Regions from separate parts of the Homo sapiens genome. Here region 2 is linked to region 1. Evidence: chromatin loops called from intact Hi-C (ENCODE). Cell type or tissue: Caco-2. All regions are shown on one strand.

What was found. Peaks named below come from ENCODE experiments on the same cell type or tissue, not always from the same donor. Only the 100,000 strongest peaks of a DNase experiment are listed, where the experiment ranks them.
Region 2: a loop joins it to region 1, with 7 times the contacts of the local background. A loop is called at or near these places in 8 of 110 quality-filtered maps.

Annotation. Positions count from the first base shown.
Region 1 is chr20:12,969,055-12,971,554 of GRCh38, forward strand. No RefSeq gene overlaps it. Among named protein-coding and RNA genes, the nearest start is that of LINC01722, 18 kb to the left of the region's middle. In Caco-2, a CTCF peak has its summit at 1,421 (motif pointing right); DNase peaks (open chromatin) are centred at 330 and 1,430.
Region 2 is chr20:13,260,874-13,263,373 of GRCh38, forward strand. All of the region lies in intron 1 of ISM1 (isthmin 1), which reads left to right. It also overlaps a transcript of TASP1 not described here. Among named protein-coding and RNA genes, the nearest start is that of ISM1-AS1, 22 kb to the left of the region's middle. RefSeq lists a silencer at 1,249-1,543. In Caco-2, a CTCF peak has its summit at 1,364 (motif pointing left); DNase peaks (open chromatin) are centred at 1,398 and 2,038.

The sequences.
Region 1 (2,500 bases):
AAATCAGAGATAAATGGCAGCTGAGGAATTCTTTTAACAAGGAGAAGCTGGGATTGTATCTGTGAGCTTCTGTTTTGCACATTGTACTTACATTCCTTACGTTATTTTCAAGTACCAGCAGTGTCTAATTCATAGCCATTTTGGAACTGAGCTTAAAGGAATCTTCTTATCCACATTCTTTGGCAAAACAGACCAGAGAGAATAATTGTAGGAGATTGGTCAGGGTGGTGGGAGAAACTGTAGGAAAAACGCAAACCTTCTTGGAAGGCCATGGGGGTTTTGCAAAGCTTCGGGGAAGAATGAGCAGTTCTTACCCTGGGGCAAAGGGCGAGAAGTAGGTACAAAGGAATGCAGGGGAGTTTATCAGAATAGGTTGTTTACTCATATCTCCAGAAACCGGGCCTTTAATCATCCACGCAATTACCCACAAGTGTATTGACTCAAGGCCTTTGTCATTAAATCTACACTGAATAAATGCCCGCAGTGCCAGCTGGTCAGGGCCACAGCTGCTGACTCTTTACAGTACCCTCTTTGGGGTCTGTGGGTGGCCCTGGTCTCCTAGCCCACTCTTTCACTAGATACCTGTGTCTGAGTGCATTTGTTCATCTGTCATTCAGCCAGGGTCTGTGGGTCAGACCTGGCAAATAATTATGGTGTGAAGAAGGGGTCAGAAGGCCCAGGAGCAGTGGCTCACACCTGTAATCCCAGCATTTTGGGAGGCCAAAGTGGGCAGATCACTTGAGGCCAGGAGTTCGAGACCAGCCTGGCCAACATGGTGAAACCCTGTCTCTACTAAAAATACAAAAATTAGCTGGTGAGGTGGTGCATGCCTGTAACCCCAGCTACTCAGGAGGCTGAGGCAGGAGAATTTCTTGAACCTGGGAGGCAGAGTGAGCCAAGATCATACCACTACACTCCAGCCTGGGTGATGGGAATCTATCTCAAAAAAAAAAAAAAAAAAAAAAAGGAGGGGTCACAGACCTGAAGAAGGAGATAGATGGCGCCTCAGTCTGGAGCATGATGTGTTGAGGGCACAGATGGGCACATGGAACATTCCAGCACTCCTCAGGGTTCTCAGAATACCTGCTGACATCACAGAGGGGTCAGCTTGTAGACCACTGGACAGCAAAGGAAAGGGGACCTCTCATGCTGGAAATGGATTGGAAGCAGAATAAGTCGTTTTTTCAGTAATTGTCTAGGCCATGTGTATTAGCCAAAAATAAATTTAAATCTGTAGTTAAATATTCTGTTTCTCACAGATATCCTTTAAAATACATTAAAGGATAGCATCATATTGTCCAAAATAATAAGTGGGTTTTGATGTCTTTTTCTCTGTTCGCAGGCCACCTCTCTTTGCCAGTCTTGACAAATAATTTCTTAGTGAAGCACCTATTTCAGGCTGAGCCACAAGATGTCAGCCTAAGCTTAGTCATTTTGAATTTTCCTGGCCCTTGAAACAACTACATTTTTTCACTTTTATGACCAAGAAAAAGTCTGAGAAGCTCACGACCCCTCAGGATTAGGTACAGAGACCACAGCAGCTGCTTGCCCTGGGAGCTCTTCATGCCTGTTCTCAGCCATCTTCAGTGAAGATTTCACAGGATAACCCAAACTGGCTCCTTTCTGTGACACCACCCAGGGAACTGCATTCCAAGTGTGGGTGTACACGGATCTCCACCATTGGTCCTTGCTCTCTCTCCTGTCCCATCCTTTCTCCCCTTCCTCAGTTATGCTCTGGGGCAGGTGAGTAATCCTGCATGCCTTCGGAGATGTCCATTTGGGAATGAGATCCTACCTTTCCTTTTCCCAGGCACCCCCAGCCTTATGAGGGATTCCCATCACGTGGCTTTAGAGATGAGAAGGCATCTTTGCCATGAACTCTTGCTTCATCAGGTTGAAACTCACTCTTCCTGTGAACCCCCCACTTCTCTCTATTCTTTCACATGCTGGGAAGGGGACTGCAGAGACCTTTAGGGATAGTACAGAGGATGTGTCTCCTCGTGGCCAGCCCAGGGCAGGGACTGGACCCAGTGGTTTGCAGCCCTTTTTAGAAGGTTGGCATTTAACTCACTTTGTCCTTAGGTTTGGTTCATTGTCATCAAGATGGAGCGATGATGAATGTCCTCCTCAACATCTTTTACATTTTACACTGATAACAGTTATTAGAAAGAACAAAGTTGGACTTGTGGATCAGTGTGCAGTACTAGAGAAAAGAGGAAAACTCTAACCTATTTTGAGTACTTACTTTTTTTCATCTAATTGTCACAAGACAGTGAAGTTGCTATCACCTTCACTTGATAAATGAGGAAAATTTGAGCTCAGAAAGTATTCAGAAACTCGTTCAGGGTCTTAGAATGAATGAGTGAGACAGAAACACAAGTCTGTCTGATTCTAGAGTCCTGTTTTTTTCTTTCATTCTTTCCTTTTGAAAAAATTCCCTTTACTACTTCTGCATTTGATACAAAGTGGTATCTGGTAAATGGGCCTGAAAACTTTCTAA
Region 2 (2,500 bases), 290 kb after region 1:
CCTGGGGAGGCTCAGCCAGGGCTGGATGGTCTAGGACAGTCTCCATCTGAGTGACTGGCCATTGGCAGGCTGGTGAATCTGGTATAAATTATCTCTGCTGCACACGTCTCTCACCATTCAACAGGCTAGCTTGGCCTTCTTCACCGAGTGTTCTCAGCATTCCAAAGAGCAAAAAAAAATAGGCAATCCTAAGGCACAAGTGCTTTTCAAGTCTCTGTTAACTGTTGTCCCTTTGGCCGCAGTAAGAAGCTCAAAGAAGGCCAGGCACAGTGGCTCATGCCCGTAATCCCAGCACTTTGAGAGGCTGAGTTGGGTGGATCACCTGAGGTCAGGAATTCAAGACCAGCCTGGCCAACATAGTAAAACCCCGTCTCTACTAAAAATATAAAAAATTAGCCAGGTGTGGTGGTGGTGGGCACCTGTAATCCCAGCTACTCTGGAGGCTGAGGCAGGAGAATCGCCTGAACCCAGAAGGCAGAGGTTGCAGTGAGCCGAGATCGCGCCATTGCCCTTCAGCCTGGGCAACAAGAGGGAAGAGTGAAACTCTGTCTCAAAAAAAAAAAAAAGAAAAAAGAAGCTCAAAGAGTGTGGAAGCAACTACCTGAGGCGTGGATCTTTAGAGAAAAGAAGAATTTGTGGACATTTTTGCCAACCAGTCTACCATAAGTGCAGAGGTGCAATAACTTACCAAAGCTCACAAAACAGGAAGAGGCAATGCTGGGACCCAGACCCAGACCTTGAAACTCCTGGCCCCAGTCCTTTCCACAGTACCCTGAACCCTTTTCAGGATTCCAAGGTTAACGTCCAATGACCTTTGAAACCCATTTTAGAAGTACTTGGAGCAGAGAGATTAGCAATAGGTTTCAATGAGGGTTCTTAACTTTAGTGTTGAGAAGAATCCATCTCCTTAATTAGGATAATAACTTGGCAAGGGTCCCTAGGCCACCCCTACCCCAGACCTCAGCTTCTGAACTCTGCCATCCATGTCCTTTGGCTTAATTTCCAGGTTCTCCCTCTCACCAACAGAACACCAGCCTTGGCCTGGGCCTTATATCCCCTCATTCTATGCAGGGAGACACAGAATCACTGCAGGAGATGTTCGCCTTCTGGTGTCCTGTTCGACACCCGTTCCCTCTGGTCGTAGGAGGACTTAGATACTTGGGCCTTTTAGGTGCACTAATGATCTGGTGCCTCTTCAAATTGGGTCCTGGAAACCGAGTCCTAGACAGTTACCACTCTGTTTTCTTTGCCGGTAATGGAGAAAGCACAACTTGGAAAATCACCAATAATCCACACTCATTAAATATTTGCTCAAAGTTTGACTTAAAGGGGTGGCTGAACTCTAACAGGGCTGAAGAGGAGGGATGGAAGCCCCCTGGTGGCCACTGGTGGCCTGGCCTTTATAGCCCTGAGCTGGTTAGCTGCAGCCTGGAAGGCTGATAGAAAGCCTTGCCCTTAACTGGATGCTGAGGATGGCTGGCCTCACACCACAAGGGCTTTATCAAAGTGGTTCTGGAAAGTATGATTTCTCCATCTCTCTACATTTGCAGGGATGTTTTAGGTGATGTGTGAAGGGTTTGTTTTTCTTTTTCTTTTTTTTTTTGGCCTAACTCACTTTCCACTCGTGTACTCTGCTTCTTACATGTTTTCTTACACTTGAAAGAATAATTTATCCTTCATTTCAGTTCATTCTTTAGCCTAACAGGACATAAAAGAAATCGGTCCTGGAAAAGCTACCACTCTGTTTTCTTTGCCAGCAATGGAGAAAGCACAACTTGAAAAAATTCACCAATAATCTGCACATTTTCAAGATCAAAGCAGTTTACAGAAGTATTCAAGACACACCAGTGAAGTGTTGATCTCCATTTTGTCAGCCGGCCCCAAGAACCTTCAATGAGGAGAGATACACAGGGATGGGTGGCCCCTCCACCTCAAAGCCAGCTCCCTACCCAAATGCAAAGAGTTGCCCATTCTTCATTTCTTCTAAAGCCTGAGATAATAAACGAGGTCACTGCCAAGCCCTAAAGTAAACATCGTTATGATACATTCTGCCGCCATAACTAGGGATTCCTCAGCTATTAGTCAGACCGTGACAGCAGGCTCCATTCCCAAACCAGGACTGAGACCCTCCTGAATTCTTGAGCCCATGATGTACCTGTGTCACTGGCTCTCAGGGCTGTCGTCAGAGTGCCCAGCAAAGACTGAAGCATACGTATGGCCGTTTCCCCTCTGCCAGCAATAGTTCCTAAAGGGGCATTGCACTGTCATGCTTGCTATAAAATACGGCCATTGACATTTGCTCTGTTCCTGCTGCCTGAAGGGGAATGATTGCCATCATACACAGGCTTCATGAGAGCAGCAGCTGGTCAGCCTTGTCATCTGTGTCTTCACAGTGCAGTTTTTCCCCAGTGCATCCTGGCTGCCTCTTTCCAACACTTCTCAGAATAAGTCCCAACAAGCCCCCCACCACCCCCTGCTTCCACTCCTAGGATCGTGGTCT